Regions from separate parts of the Mus musculus genome. Here regions 2 and 3 are each linked to region 1. Evidence: chromatin loops called from intact Hi-C (ENCODE). Cell type or tissue: left cerebral cortex. All regions are shown on one strand. Each heading gives the region's core, and the rest is flanking DNA. Links, peaks and the distances in the headings are about the cores only. Region 1 has its middle 77 kb from the start of 4930534H03Rik. Region 2 overlaps Gm31822 (a long non-coding RNA gene). Region 3 has its middle 130 kb from the start of Gm40736.

The links. Peaks named below come from ENCODE experiments on the same cell type or tissue, not always from the same donor. Only the 100,000 strongest peaks of a DNase experiment are listed, where the experiment ranks them.
Region 2: it touches region 1 in a loop (5-fold over the local background); 16 of 42 quality-filtered maps call a loop at or near these places.
Region 3: a loop joins it to region 1, with 4 times the contacts of the local background. A loop is called at or near these places in 12 of 42 quality-filtered maps.

Annotation. Positions count from the first base shown.
Region 1 is chr10:91,295,286-91,300,614 of GRCm38, forward strand. No RefSeq gene overlaps it. Among named protein-coding and RNA genes, the nearest start is that of 4930534H03Rik, 77 kb to the left of the region's middle. In left cerebral cortex, for the core only: CTCF peaks have their summits at 244 (motif pointing right) and 2,715 (motif pointing right); DNase peaks (open chromatin) are centred at 311, 2,716 and 4,985.
Region 2 is chr10:92,652,683-92,658,011 of GRCm38, forward strand. Gm31822 (a long non-coding RNA gene) reads left to right here. Exons shown (of 3, transcript XR_380678.2): 3 at 1,979-2,172. Among named protein-coding and RNA genes, the nearest start is that of Gm31822, 11 kb to the left of the region's middle. In left cerebral cortex, for the core only: no CTCF peak of the experiment used is centred there; DNase peaks (open chromatin) are centred at 161 and 2,002.
Region 3 is chr10:91,534,881-91,540,209 of GRCm38, forward strand. No RefSeq gene overlaps it. Among named protein-coding and RNA genes, the nearest start is that of Gm40736, 130 kb to the left of the region's middle. In left cerebral cortex, for the core only: no CTCF peak of the experiment used is centred there; DNase peaks (open chromatin) are centred at 2,184 and 2,598.

The sequences.
Region 1 (5,329 bases), core at 227-5,226:
CTTAGATTCCCTCAATACCATTCTTTGCCCACCTCTGTGTTTGACCGAATTCCTATCCTGGTGCAGTTCTTTCCGGATTAACTGACTCTCAGCTTCCACGGACCCATAGGCTAAGAGCGTCACCCGAGGCCCATGGTAGAGATGTCCCCATTTTGCTGTAACACGCCTAACCTGATATTTCCTATAGTTAAAAAAAAAAAAAGATTTATTTATTTACTTATTATGTTACAGTGTTCTGCCTGCATGTATTTCTGTGGGCCAGAAGAGGGCACCAGATCTCATTATAGATGGCTGTGAGCCACTATGCGGTTGATGGGGATTGAACTCACGGACCTCTGAAAGAACAGCCAATGTTCTTAACCTCTGAGCCATCTCTCCAGCCCGTATTTTTTTTTTAAGTGCTCTGATATATGACTTTCTTTTGTCCTGCTATTATAAAAACTTCATGAGACTGGCACCATGCTGGAACATGGAATTCGGAGCACGTTGAATCTGTGTTCCCAGGCTATGGAACTCACCTTCGGCTTCAGAATAAACAGTATCTTTTTTTGAGGGGAGAGCTGTATTTTTTGTGCTGGCAGCTGACAGAAGCAGGCAGGGAACATTTCTTTTTCTCTAAGCTTCCAACTAGCACCTGGGTGGTGTGAGCGTTCAATCCCGTGGGTCTGTGAAAAGCGTTCCCTAGGGATGGGAGATGCTGCCCAAGGCAATCGGCTCTATCCAGCCCTTGCCTTCTCTGTCCCCCTCGATTCCCTCACTGCAGAGATTGTGTGGCAGAGATTGTGATTACTACCATTTTATATGCCCTGGAAAGTTGCATTTATTTACGTTGACTTCCTTCTTAACCAGCGGGGGTGGGGATGGGGGGGTGAGACGGGACGACGACGACGACAGTTCTAAGGTTCTATCAGGTGGACATGACCTACAAGGGCTGGCGGACGGATGAAGGTCACAAAATCAGGTTCGGCCTCTGATTCAGGAGCCGGGAAGGCGATGGAAGTGTATCCCTCCTGAGGGTGTGAGTCCAAGCTTAGGAATTTATCAACGTGTGTCTGGGATCGGATGCAATGAGCCTCTTCCATTTTCTCATGAAACAAAAAACTAGTTTCTGATTAAAGCTGGCTGGGACTTCCTGAGATACGGAAATTAATTCATCTGGAGATGGTGGGGGTATCCTGTCTTTGTCTGGCTTAACAGATAAATAGTCTCATTTGCATGTGGGGATCATGTGTACTCCCCGACTGGTGAGAGAGCAGTGACGGTGACATTGAATTTGCATATCCCCCCTTCACTGATGTTGGCAGGGCTCCTTTGAAGGTGTCCTGGATTCTGGATCTATCCTCCCCTGTTCTTGTTGGAGGTCCTTTTGCTCTGTGCCTCCTCAGGTCACATTCAGACGCTGGTGTGGCAAAACCACAGTGGTTTGAGATGAGGAGGCTTATTTCATTTTTTTGCATGACACAGCCTTCACATAGCAAGGGGAAAATCACTCCGTGCTGCTTTCTCTCAAGCATCCCTCCATCATTTAGAGTTGATGCTGATTTTTTTTTGCATAAAGCTCACTGTGGCAAGTGTTTTAGACTTTGTCTCCTTTATTTTCTCACTACTCAGTTGTGCCCTTTTAGTTCAGGAACACCCATGGTCAGTGTGTAAAGGACCAATCATGGATGGGTGAAACTTTATTTGCTAGAACTGTCGGTTGGTGAGGAGGAGAAGAGAATCTGGCGAGTTAAGCTTTCATTACTGTATCCTAATTACACAAAATAGAGGATTTCATGATGACATTTTCATACGTTTGTATAATGTGCTTTGATTACATCTACCCTTCCATCACCTTCCTGAATCCTTCCTTCCCCCACCCCCAGGACTCCTTCTCAACTCAAACACCTCCTCCCACTCTTAGGCTTGCTTTAAAACATTCACGGTCTTCTGTTCATGAGAGAAAGCAAGTAGTGTTGGTCTTTCCAAGTCTTGCTTCACCTTCAGCCCCATATATTTTCCTAAATGAAATAATGTCATTCTTCATGACTGAACGTAACTCCACTGTCTATAGATTATTCATTTCTATATGAATTCATCTGCTGATGAAAACCAAGGCTGACTCCATTTTCTGGCTCTTGTGAATAGGTTTTCATTCCCTCCCTCCCTCCCTCCCTCCCTCCCTCCCTTCCTTCCTTCCTTCCTTCCTTCCTTCCTTCCTTCCTTCCTTCCCACCATGTAGAAGCCGTTTATCTAGATCAACTTTCCATCCCTTCAAGCACCCATTTGTTGGGATCTATACATTTTACAATTTGGTGGCTTGGCAGGCTGAGTGAGAAGGGTCTAACCTCGGGAGCTGTTGTAAATATCAAGTGTGTGACATCATTTTCTTTAAGCCACCGTGGCTCTGTTTGAATTCCTGCACCCGTATGGTGAAATTAAATTTGTCTGTCTACCTTAGTTCTCTGGTTAGACTTCTGAGTGCAGACAGCCTTAGGCTGCCATCCTCAGATTTTTAACAAATGTATAGTCGCGGAAGTCCTGAGCCTTTTATCCTTTACTGTGAGGGCCTGGGTCTTTCAGATCACTTTAGGTATGTGTGACCTCCTTTTGTATTCTCAGACGGTGTATACAGTCAGAATCTCCCCTATACAGGGCCGGGAGAGTCTGCTTTTGCTATTTAGCAGCCATAGGATTCTCTTAAGCTATGCAAAATAAGAGACTTTATTTCATCCACTAGAGGGCGCTGTGCACCAAGGGTAGCCAGTTCCATCCTTTCTGTTAGAGGGATGAATTAAGGATTAATGAAACCCATATTCAAACCTTGAAACTATATCACCTATCATAAACCACAAACCAAAACACCACACTAGCAATGTACTTTATAAAAGGAAGAAATGCAATTTATTAGCAACTTGCACACTCCAGAAGGTACAGGCCTTCTCATTAAATCAACCGAACGTTTCTTTTCCTTTCTCACAAACCCAGGCTGTCTGAATGAAGGTTGTCTCAGTGTGAGCTGCTTAGCCGAAGTCCTTAGGATCTTTGCGGGATGGGGTGGGAGTGGGGGTGGGGGATGACAGCTTCAAGTTTGGTTCTGTTAAAAACAGAGCCCTTTGCTAAAAACAGAAGCCTTTGGAAAGCACCTTCTCCCACAGGAAAATGACTTAACACTTTAGAGAAACTTACAATTAATATAAAAAATACAACTGTCCCCTAAGTGTTCAAATAGATGATGCCAATAGCTAACAGGGAAGACTGAACATGAACTTTGAGGCATATGAACTTTTTCTTGCTGCTACCGATTTTTAAAAGCTTTTCATTACTATAACCACACGTCTATATCTCTGTGCTTTGAAGGAAAACATTCAAATTCTCTTCCCTTTCCTTCCTTCCCTTCCCTTCCCTTCCCTTCTCTCCCCTCCCCTCTCTTTCTTTCTTCTCTTCTCTCCCCTCCCCTCTCTTTCTCTTCTCTTCTCTTCTCTTCTCTTCTCTTCTCTTCTCTTCTCTTCTCTTCTCTTCTCTCCCCTCCCCTCTCTTTCTTTCTTCTCTTCTCTTCCCTCCCCTCTCTTTCTCTTCTCTTCTCTTCTCTTCTCTTCTCTTCTCTTCTCTTCTCTTCTCTTCTCTTCTCTTCTCTTCTCTTCTCTTCTCCCCTCCCCTCCCCTCCCCTCCCCTTCCCCTTCCCCTTCCCCTTCCCCTTCCCCTTCCCCTCCCCTCCCCTCCCCTCCCCTCCCCTCCCCTCTCTTGCTCTTTCATCTTTTCCCCTTTACCGTCACCCCTCTCCAAATTCTACTTAGCTGCTAAGCCTTCCCTTGAATTCTGACTGCCCATAAGGTTCGTGCCCTCTGCTCCATGGTTTTCTTGCCTGTCATGGAGTGCCTGTCTCTGAGGCTGTTATGAAGTTTTTACAGCATTCTTTTTTCTTTTTTCTGTAACTTTCAACTTTGCAGATTGTTTTCTCTCCCTTCCCTTCCCCTTTCCTTTCTTTGTGAGTCTGATGATTGCATCTAGCACTTCACAGCACAGCCAAATGAACACCCCTTGCCAGTCACATAGGACACAAGGCTTCTCTTGAATCTTAGCTTGTGCTGTCCAAGAGTCATCCAACCAGGCACTCACGGAACCACCCCTTCTCTACCTTATGCCCGGTTCCCTTGCAACCCTCTCATGTTGCTGCCATATAAGAAAACACATTTAATTTCAGACAGACTAGTTATTAAACGTAAGATATTAAGGACATTAAAGGCAATTCTCTGGTGTTATTTTTTCCACCCTGGAGTTCACATACCTTTTCCTGATGAATCTTTTTGTCATTACCAGGACCACTCATCTATTCTTAATGGCCTAGCAAACCTCATCATAGGCCTTCTCCTGAAATGTTGCTCTCTGGAATTTTATCTCCTTTATTAGGTTAAGTTGTTGCATTGAATCTGGTGAACAGATTTAAAGTTGGGGCAGCAGTAGAGCAGATGCTACTGACTGGTCACCCCCAAGGTGACCAGGCCAAGCTTTTATGGAAACTGTGTTATTTAGACCGTATTTCGATTTTAGACTCTTATCTCCACTAAAAATTACATTTATTTCTTTCTTTATTTATTTGGTGTGTGCATATGTGTTGGCACGTGCATACCGTGACATGCATGTGGGAATCAGAGGACCGCTTTCAACAATCTGTTCTCTCCTACCATGTGGGGCACGGGATTGAGTTTAGCTAATTAGGCTTAGTGGTAAGTGCCTTTACCCACTGACCCATTTGCTGTATGTCTATGCTATACACAAGGGAACTGAGAGCTAAAAGGAAGTCAAGAAACGTGATGTAATTGGCCCAGCTAGCCAATGGCAAGAGGAGAGGGGAGGACACGGAGTACACTGGCTTCAGGACTGCTCCCATCTTCCAGAAATGTGCTCTCCTGGTGAGAATTTGAGTCTAAGAAAGGACAAAGGCCAGACCGTGTATGAAAATAGAGCTCTGACTCACAGTCTGGAGCAACCAGCCGGGAGAACAGAGCCATCATTTAGAGGAATCAGCAGAGGAAGTCAGCCTGCCGTCTCCTTTCAGGCTAGCAGGAAGTCAGGTCACTTCCTCTATCAGCTGCTCCAGGAAGGCAAACAATCATACGATTGGCCCCAAATGGCCGAGATTTGAGTACTGTCTGACAGCTTCCATAATTGTTGTCTGTACTTCCAGTTTAAGACCAACCAGGGAAAGTCAAATATATATCCCTAACTAGTCATGTAAGATACCATGATTCTAGTAAGCCTGCTTCAGCTTCCTTAGGCCAACAGACGTCCCGATGGGCAAGCATAGAGCTGTTTCTTTCCCCTCCATACAATGTTCCTTCTCTCCTGC
Region 2 (5,329 bases), core at 46-5,045, 1.4 Mb after region 1:
CAGAAGGCTTAGAAGGTTTCATTTGTGGTCCTTTCTTTGTATTAAACCAACTTTCAGTGAGTACTCATTTAGAATTTCAATTTAGACCTGTTCACATGGGTGCCCAACATTCTGGGGAGGAATGTTCAGATCTGAAAGACAGTCATCAGGGACTTGGCTGGATGTTATAAAGAGAAAGAGCCGTGCTCCCAAATCCAGTGCCTCCCAGCCTGCCCTGCTGGACTACAGGGAGAAGCTGCCCAGTAGCTTCCTGCTCTCTACCCCACTTCCTGCTTCTCACCCAGCTTCCCACTTCCCATCCCACCTCCTGGCATTTCTAGAGAGAGCTTGACCAGCCAGGCCAGCAAATGAATCTGCATTGTCTTTTCAGAAGAATCCCTACCTCTTATCTTCAGTTTGTCTATACATATTTGCTTTTCAAGTAACAGCAGGTACATGTCTCCACCAGTAGACTACGTTATTCCAGTGGGAAGCATATGAGAAAATAAGTACACCTTTGTTGGAGTTTTTGAGATAGAAATTAATAAAGTTAGCTTTATGTATTTAGAATTTCAATAAGACAGGAGAGGGAAAACTGAAGGAGATAATTGTGGGAGGAGGATCGAAAGAAACAATCCCCCAGAATTGTCCTCACTTGATGCTAGAAAAGAACAAAGCACAGAGAGAGGGATGACATCTTAATTGTGCTTGCTGGGATGTGAGTGAATGCTGTTTGTGGCATCTTGAAATGAAGCAGAGAAAGGAAAAGAATTGAGTAATGCCAGTGTGCGGAGAGGGAGTGTAATTACTATCAGTCGGAGCGGAGGGGAGCAAGCCCAAATACCAGTGGGATGTGGCTCTTGCAGCTGTGTCTGCAGGTGGGACTGAGTAGGAGGAGGTTGTGAGGGAAGGAGGCAGTGTTCTTCTGGCTGCACCTGCATCTTGATTCTGATTCCCAAGGTTGGCCCAAAGGCATCTCCTCCTCCTCCTCCTCCTCCTCCTCCTCCTCCTCCTCCTCCTCCTCCTCCTCCTCCTCCTCTTCCTCCTCTTCCTCCTCCAGGAAACAAACTCCACTGAATAAATAGCAGAGTTACCAGCGTCCTACTACCAGGCTCTAGTTCCAGCTTAGGGAGGTAGCCTGAAGTATGGATTCTTAATTCAAGGTCACTAGCCCTTTGCACCTTTCTCTCAAAGTGCCTCTATCCTGGGCTCCTTAAAGAGGCCCAGAAGCAAAGACATTTCAAAGAAGACTACTTTGAGCCCATGGACATTACAGGTGACCTCCTGTTCCCACCAAGAGGACATGCTCAACTTCCCCAAATATGAAACCAAGCATTTAAGGAACATCGGTGGTCAGGACAGGGACGTAACAAGCTATGTCAGGCTGCCCTTCCTTGCCCAGATCACTTCATCTGTCTTCATCAGAAGCCTACTCATGAGTCTTCTGAGACTGCTGCACCTGTGTTCCAGCACCTCAGAGGGCACTGGCAGAGAGCCTCACTGCCCACCATCACACACTGCCTGGATCTTGGACCCAACCATTTCAGAATGACCAGTCCCCTAGGTAGGACAGAACCAAGGACACAGCTGTGTGATCTTGGATGGGTAATAAGATCTAGGATGCAGCCATGGGATACTAGTTACCTGCTGTGAGCCTTGGGCTTCTCGTTATGGAAACTGATGACACTAATATCAAAGCCAGAGCTACCAGTCATGATCATAGGCTCATCAGCTCGTTCATTCATTCATTCATTCATTCATTCTTCATTCAGCAAACAAGCCTATATATTCCAGGCTCTATGGAGGCACTGGAAGAACTCTACTCAAAGCTGCCCTCTAGGACCTCAGCTCCAGAAGACTTAACTGAAAGGATGACCTAGGCCTTTCATCTGTAAGACTTCCTAGCCCAGCTTCTAGCACATACAGTGCCTTTGGGAAACATTGCTGCTGCTTAAAATTAAAGGTTAGCATCCCCATCTGTTCTGTCTTCTTCTTGCAGATGAGAGATTGCCAAGTCCCAGAGCCAGGCAAAAACCTTGTTTGATGAACAAAGGATGCGACTGAAGCTCCTTAGAGGATGGAAGAGAGGAGGAGGGGGAAGGCTCTGTGCCCCAGTGAGACAAACAACCCTGGGACCGATCACCAGCCTGTGGCTACCTTCACAGAAACTCCTGGTTATCTGGAAGGTAGCCTTCCTTCAGGAAAGGACATCATATATTTGAGAGACTGACCAATCCCAAGAAAAAGGGAGCTTCTTTTAGCCAGAAGGTGTGGATCTGCTCAGGGGTCACCTTTCCCCCATGACTAACCTTCCCACTAACACCTTCTGTAGGCATCCTGGAGTTAGCCACTGTCACCCCATTTGAGGCAGTGTTTTCAGAGGCAATTAAAAAAAAAAACCTTTTCGTCAGAGTTCTCCATCAAAAATCTGATCTGAGATGGTCATTTACACTACTGCTTTGCAAACGGCAGCTCTTGGGCAAATGGAAATGTTCCTCTTGACTAGCTAAATTTTTGCAGTGTTCAGCTCCTCAAAATAAAGATGGGGTCTCTATCATTTTTCTACCTACTACAAACAAGACTTTTTTTAAAATGCATTTTAGAAAGATTCATTGGACTTCCATTGTTACAGAATAAATCATCACCAATTTTGTAGCTAAATCTGTTCATATTTATTATCTCATGGTGTGCATGCTGTAGGCACAGAACCCTGAACTCCTCTTGAGATGCACGACAGGCATCCTTCTCTGGAGGCTCTACTGTGAAGAGATGCTCTTCCAAGCTCCCTCTGGCCATGAGCAGAATTCCCTTCCTGTGGGCACAAGACAGAAGTCCTGCTGTTTTGCTATCTGTTGGTCAAGGATCACACACAGCTCCTGGAGGCCACTCTCTGGTTTACTATACTTCACAATAAGGCCCCTTTCTATTGGTCCTCTCATTCTTCCAAACTTGTCTAAAACTCTTCTGATTACATAATAGTCTTGCTGGTCAGTTCTCAGTCTCTAATGAGGAACAAAGCCATGGGCACAATAGCTTATCATATTCACAGGGAAAGGGATTATAGTCTGAGTTGCTGTAACAAAATGCTGTACACTGGGTGATTTCACAAATATTTCTTCCAGTTCCAGAGGCTGGAAAGCCAACGATTAAGGTGACAAGTGACGCAGGTCCCGCTGATGACCTCTCCTAGGTTGGCAGAGTCACACCCTCATTCCCATCCCTCATTCTCACAAGGCAGCAGGAAAGACCACCATCCACCCTTAACACAGTACCACTGAGGATTAGAGCTTGATCATTTACACTTTGGGAAATTAAGATGTCCATCCCATAGCAACAGAACATACAAGGGAGAGGGAGTCTTGCAAGTCACCTTAGATTTCTGTAGAATTTACTTGTAAAGAAAATAACAAGAACATTTAAAGCTCACATAATATACTCGCTGCGGACATGAGGTTTCTAGCTTACAAACTCATGTTGAAAGGCCACATGGATCCATGACTGGGAGAACCTCTCTCTCCCTATCAGCTCTTTAGACTTTAAAATGGCCCTGTTGCCCCTATTCACCTCTGTGCAAATGGGAATTTAAGTCATCATAGGGATTCAGAGAATTAAAGCCATTACCGAGTGCCCGGGGTACAGAAGGCCACTGTCATCACCCCGTGGAGCCTTTGATGTGGCACTGAGACAGCAATTAAAACGGAGAGGTCAGGAGAACATACCTGTGGCCAGAAAACAGCTCTGACCCCTTACCTTGGACTGCTCATCAGGACCTAGTTTCTGAATATCCATTTTCCATCCTTTCTGCAATTAAAATAACAAGATTTTCTCCAAGATCTTTATAATACTGGGAGATAAAATGGAGCACCCCAGTTAGGCTAGAGAGATGGCCCAACATGTAAAGTGCTGGCCATCCAAGAGCTAAGTTTGATCATGTTAAAAATCTGGGCGCAGTGGTACACGCCTGTAATCCCAATGCTACCCAGCTAGAAACAGAAGAGACTTCCTAGGACTTACTGGCAAGCCAGCCTACCAGAATTGACAATCTCGGAGTTCTATTAAGAAACTGTGTTTCAAAAAGTAAAGTGGAGTGTCACTGAGGGAGACTTCTGATGACAATTTCTAGCTTACACACACACATACACACACACACACACACAGAGATACATACACACACATGCACACACACACTCATGCCCACATGCATACACAGGTGCACACACATGTGTTCACACCACAATCAATGCACTATGCAAATGACAAGAGGAAAGGGATCAGGAAACCTACAGTCAGCTTAGACAAGCTGTTTCTCGTGGTATAGACAACATACCTAGCACAATGTGGGGATCCATGGGGCTTACAGATGCCCATGAAGCACAGCATCTGGACTTAAGCATATACTGTCAAATTAGTAAGACAGTGCTTTCACCCAGTGGACAGTTTAAACCTCTGACAGGACTGTGTCACAAGAGTCCTGTGTTCAAGAGTCCTACTCATAAACTCCTACCCAGAGCCTGGGAGCTTGCGGCCTCATGAGGTGGTCCAGTCAGGCAATTGGAGCCGCTGATTCTGCTAAGGTACCACGCTTCGGGTGCTCGGCCTAAGGTGTTTGCCAAAACAGACCAACATGCAATGGTATGAAGAGGGCCAGAGATAGACAGTCAGAAGCACCAATGGCTCCATTCTCTTCTGCTGGTCAAAGGAAAAATCAGGTCAGATGGTCCTAAGAGGGCCTGTTGGCATAGAAAGGAATAAGATCTGTTGCTGTCACAGACTGCTGAGTTGCTCAAGGCTGAAAGCAACAGACAGGCTGTTCTACAGTTCTAGGGGGCAGAGTTTTACATCAGTTCGCCTGGGCACCAACAAGGTTTCAATGGGGCCATGCAATTTCCATGAACTTGAAAGCAGATCCATTTTTTTTTCTTGCCCTTTCAAACAGCTAAAGAAAACCTGCATCCCTTGGCTCATGGATTCGTGGAGCTCAACCTCTACAGGCACTATCAGGGCTGTTTCTCTGACTTTACACCTCTCTCTTTAAAAATGCTATTTGTGATTGTACTGGGCCCCATCTTGACATCCTAGGGCACTTTTTTTCCCCCACTAAGTTCTACCAATGGCCCTTTTGCCAGTAAGATAAATTCCTAGTGTAAGGGATTAGAATATGAGCATTTCAAGGATCCATTTTTCTTCCTAACAGGAGTGTCTATCTGAGTTAGATACCAGTGAGCAACCCACCCTCCACTGAAAGCCCACTTACTCTACCAACATGTTAAAGATTAGAACTATCTGCATCAACATAGCTTTGTTTATGTTTTCATAAGAAAAAAGATGCTGGGCTGTAGAAATGGTCATC
Region 3 (5,329 bases), core at 153-5,152, 240 kb after region 1:
TGTTTCTGACAGATATCTGTATTCTTGCTCTGCAGCACACAGACTTTCCTCTGTACATCCCCAATGCTTCTTTCTTTTTTCACATGGGCATCTTTGGTGTACCATATAATCTTATTTAATATCAATATACCCATAGCCTGTACAGTCTTCAAATACTGTTATACTGGGGCAAGGTCTTTAACAGAAACCTTAGGGGAATCAAATAGAGTCTAACTATAAGTTTAAATAAGAGCTTCTTATAAATTAACTGTGAATTGAATTGCTGAAAGTTACTGTGTTGTTTTAGGATCCTACAGAGTTCAGTTCATATCACTACGAATGTCAGGAGCATGTTTGGGATCTGTGTACATGGGGCATATATCTCTTGCCAACAAGGTCTTAATGAATAATTCCTCTTGGCAACCCTGTCAGTCACATTTTTGTCTTCCATTGGTCAAAGAGTAAGCATATAACCCATGCTTTGCTGGTGGTGTGAGAGGGTGATTCAACAAGAAATACATATTGGCTGCTCCCAGTTATTGACAAAAGAACTTCTGAAACTTGTGGAATTTCTCCCATAATGAATGAAAATAGAATCCTTTGGTATTCAGACTCTCTTTCAATATACCCAAATTTATGCTAACGAAGGGACTCTTGGGTTGCCCTAGATAGCTTTGGAATGATGTTGGTTGCCAAGGGAACTAATCCTATAGTTACAGATAGACCTAGAGTGGGCTAGAGATGGAAGCAATCACTATTGAATAATGGTTTAGGCAATCAAGTACACAGACTGGAGCTTCCTAACTCCCTGAATGGACAGGGAGTGGCGTGCTTCTAGGCCAGTTACAATGTTCAGGTCCTTAGAATATGACATGTCCTGAGTGGTATGGAGGTCTTGTCTTTTTTACCTCAACCTTTGCTCCACACATCTTTTCCACTTGACTCTTTTTTGAGTTGTAGCCTTTACAATAAACTGGTAATAGGTAAGGTGCTGGCCTGTGTTCTGTGAGATACTCTCATAAACTGTCAACAGTGGTCAGTTAGAAGCACATGAAGTCCAGGTTTGGAGTTGACACCTTAAATTGGGACAGCTTTGTGAAACCGAATCCTCCACCAACCCTGAGGAGCTATCAACAGAGCAGAATGGAATTAGAGGGCATTTGGTTGAGTGGGGAGTAGATAATTGGTTGATAGGAAGAAACTCAGGAATTTGGTACCAGGAAAGAGGCAAAAATAGCTAAGACTGTATAATAGTTATTTTTACACAGCTATGACTATAACAGTTGAGATTTTTTTTTTTTTTTTTTTTTTACCCAGAGGGCTTTTAGGAGTTCAGTCCTTGGCCTTTTGTTCCTTTCTCTTTGACAAATATCACTTGATGTGGTGCGGCAGATTCTCAGTCTCTCTCTCTCTTTCTCTCTCTCTCTCGTTTTTTCTTCTTCAATACAGAGTTTTTCTTTGTACCCCTGGCTGTCTTGGAACCCATTCCATAGACCAGGCTAGCCTCCAACTCACAGAGAGCTACCTGTCTCTTCTTCCAGAGTAGTGAGAGTAAAGGCGAGTTCTACCACCACCTCGCTATGGCAGAATTTCTTAACTGCACAGAAGACAGAATGCAGAGAACGAGGAAGGGACTGAAAAGTAGGAGTAATGTTCCCCTTCCAGCTAACACCACTACCGGCTGGAGACCATGCATGAACATGTGAGCCCATGGGAGACATTTCATATTCCAGCTGTAACAGGCTGGTGAAGATAATGCCCTCCTGACATCTTGCTGGTGTAATATTTGGGGCCAAAACAAAATGTCTGAGTGCTGTCTCCCTGGAGAGTGGACACAGAGCACCTGACCATTGCTTCCTGTCATTTATGTCCATCCTCACCTGGGTCATGGTCTTTACCATGGACACTTGACTTCCCTTTCATTCCTTCCCTGACTCTGGATGATTATGTTTGCAAGTATCTAGAGTTTGTTTTTGATGATCGAAACAACAACAAGAAGAACAACAGCAGCAGCAGCAGCAACAACAACAACAGAGACAGCAGCAGCAGCAACAACAACAATGTTCTTATTGTCACACAAGGCTTGTCATCATTATAGTGCTCTGGTTGTCTATCTCTGAAAGCAGCTCCTAGGTAGCAGCTCTGCAATTAGTGACCAAACACACCAACCCCAGTTCCTCAGTAATGTGGTCCTGATGTGAGTCATGATGTTGAGTTGCTGTGGTTACATAAAGGAAGAGATGGACTTTTTATAGGTTTGACTTTCATTGGCGATTTTGGAAAATTCCCGTCTTGTTTTCATTTTTAATGCATTCGGCTTGCCTCGCATCCTTAATTTTCACAGCTATTTTTATGAACATGGCACAGATTGGAAACTCATGGGGTCTTTTTTTTTTTTTTCTGCCAAAGTAGGATCTGGATCAAAGAACCTCAGTCCCACTGTCCCAGAGGGATGGTCTACCAGGTGCCTGTCCTTTGGAAATTGACTGTGATTATCCATAAGCAGCTAAAGAGCGCAACCCCTTTGTATACAGATACAAAGCAAAGCAAACGGAGGCCGAGTGACAGGTGTGAGAGCCGTCTGCTTAATGAGTATCCGATCCTTCTGGGGTAATAAATAGTTAAGGCTTTAGAAGAGGAGCCGCACAGATGTCAGCTTCTTTATTTTGACTTAGGAAGAGGCAAGGAGAACATAAAAGTTCCCAGAGAGGCTTTGCTTTCCCAGCTGTGGCCACGGCCACCTCCTCAGCCGGCAGGGCCAACTGCCTTCTGAAGAGAGAGCAGATTTTTTTCCGAGCTTTCTGGAAGTGGAGGACTGACATAGGTGTTTGTAATGGCAGGGAATGCCAGCATGGGCAGAGGTTCAAAGAGAATTGGGAACTAACAGTACTTTTTTCACAAATAAAGAAAAAAAAATGAAGAAATAGGTTTCGGAGCTTGAAGCTTGTAGACGCTAAACTGTGTCTTATTTATTATAGCTTGAAAAAAAATTTTCCCTTCAAAGTTTAAATTTGCTTTCAAGTTTACTTTACTGTGGAGCGGTTTGCATAAATTGCTTTGTGGAATGATGTCAAATTCCTGAGTGTGAAGGGTAGTCTTATATCTAGTGTTATAACAAGATACGCTGTTTCCTGTAGTCCTTAAGCAGGTGACAGATTCCTAGGGCTTAGAAAAAATATCTTTTTGTCTCCGTCTCTCTGTTTCTCTAGCTCTCTGTCTGTGTCTTTCTCTTTCTCTCTGTGTGTATAGGCAGTCTAAAAGTGGTCAAGAACCAAGGCGGTACTGATGTTTGTATCATATTTGACTCTTGCTGAAAGCTGCCCCTTCAATATTGGACATGCACTTTTATCCTTCTGATTTCACATTCAATGTTGTATTTTCGCAATTAATATTTGCCAGAAAATTCTAAAGACTCAGCTCAGGTACCAGGTAAGGTTTGAATTTTAGACATTCGCTTTTGATGTTAGAATTTCTTGGAGAGGTGAAAGGCATTTGAATAGCCTTTGTTAAAGACAAGTCCCCCCCCCCCCCCCCTTCTAAGAAGCCAAAGGTTTCATTTAGTCCACATCTCAAATTCAATTTAAAGCCTAGGCCTATCTCTTTCTTCCAATAGTTTTCTTTTGTGTTGTACCTGAGCTCATCACTTGCCATTCTCAAACTTGGGAGTATCTAATTCCTTGAATTAAAATATAGTCTGCTGGAGATATGGAGTGGATTTTGCTTTTCTCCACAGTTCTAGATGGAGAGACATTGAGCACACCATAGCAGGGTATAGGAAAACAAGGTCACACATGTAAGATGGACTCAGTTTGGCTTATTCCTTGGCACTGTGTTCACTTGTAACAACTTGGGGGAAGGTTAAACAATGTGTACAGAGTATTTCAGGCAGACGTACATGCAGGCAGATATGCATACAGCTAACCTAGACCCATTCTTATGTGCACCATTGTAGTTTATACCCACAGATCCAGGGAGCATTAGTGTTCAGTGTCAGCCCAGCAGAATATCTGACATTAATTAGCTTTGTCCCAGATCATCTCCCCAGCTTTACGTGAGAAATGAGCAATATTTAATCACTTGTAGGATGTTTACTTAGCTCCTTTATTGGTAATGAGAGCACCTAAAAGTTAAAAAGCAAAACAACAACACTAACAACAACAACAACAACAACAACAACAAAAACCAAAAAAACCCCCACCACCAACAAACAACAACAACAACAACAACAACAAAAAACCAAACCAAACCAAAAAACCCCTTCAGTCCCTACCCCAAGCCCCAGAGACCCAAAGGAAGCAACGGAATGCTGTTAGTCAAAATGGATCAGCCATCCAGAGCAGGCAGAGTTATCCATCCTAACCATACCAAGGCCATTCTTTCAGAAGTTATCCACTCAGTTAGAAAAGATTTCTAGCAATTTGAATGAGGACTTTATAATGAGCAAGGTAGGTGAAGATCTGTGATCTCTTGCCAAAACAATTAATGATTTATTTGTTTACATGTTCTACTGTTCTCTGTACAATCATAAAATTCCTTTAAAACAAAAGATAAGTATGGACATTTTGTCTGCATGTATCTCTGTGCATTAGATGAGCGTCTGGTACCCATGTTAAGTGGAACTGGATATCAGACGCCTCAGAACTGGAGTTACAGGCTGTTGTGAGCCATCATGCGGGTGCTGGGAATTGACTGCAGACCCTCTGGAAGAGCAGCCAGCGCTCTTATCTGCTGAGCTTCTCCCCAGTCCAGTCATATGCCTCTTACTGATTTGTTCACTGCTACTTCATGGGAAATAATACCTCTTTATCTATTCAAATAAGTCAGCAACCAATCATGGACTGTAAACTGTGACATGGCACCAGACTGAGCCCCAGGGTATGGCCATGGAATGGCTAAGCATCATAAGGTTCTTTGTGGCAAAATAAGACAAAAATAATCATCTTTGGCAAGACAACGTTTCTGGAGTTGTGCTTTGAGAAAACAAAACAAAACAAAAAGCAGCCAACCCTTTATTACATCCAGTGTGCAATAACACGGCTGGAGACTGATAGAGTGCTGGTCCAGTTTGTATTTTACCTGTTAAAGGAGATTTATAGAGAACTCAGAGGGGCTCAACAGCTAAACATTTTGCTTATGTTCTAATTGGAAAGGAGAATTTAATTTTCCTGACAATTATGAGGGAACAAAGCATGCCCTTAAACGGAAATTAAAAAGTAAATGAGTCAGCCAGTTCGGCGCATGGTGGTTCTGCAGCTTCTCTATTGACTCCATCAAGTTTCATGGCTTATGGTAATAAGAATGGCCTACTATGTAAGAGAACGCTTTTTTCCCTCTCTGTGTGAAAGATGGA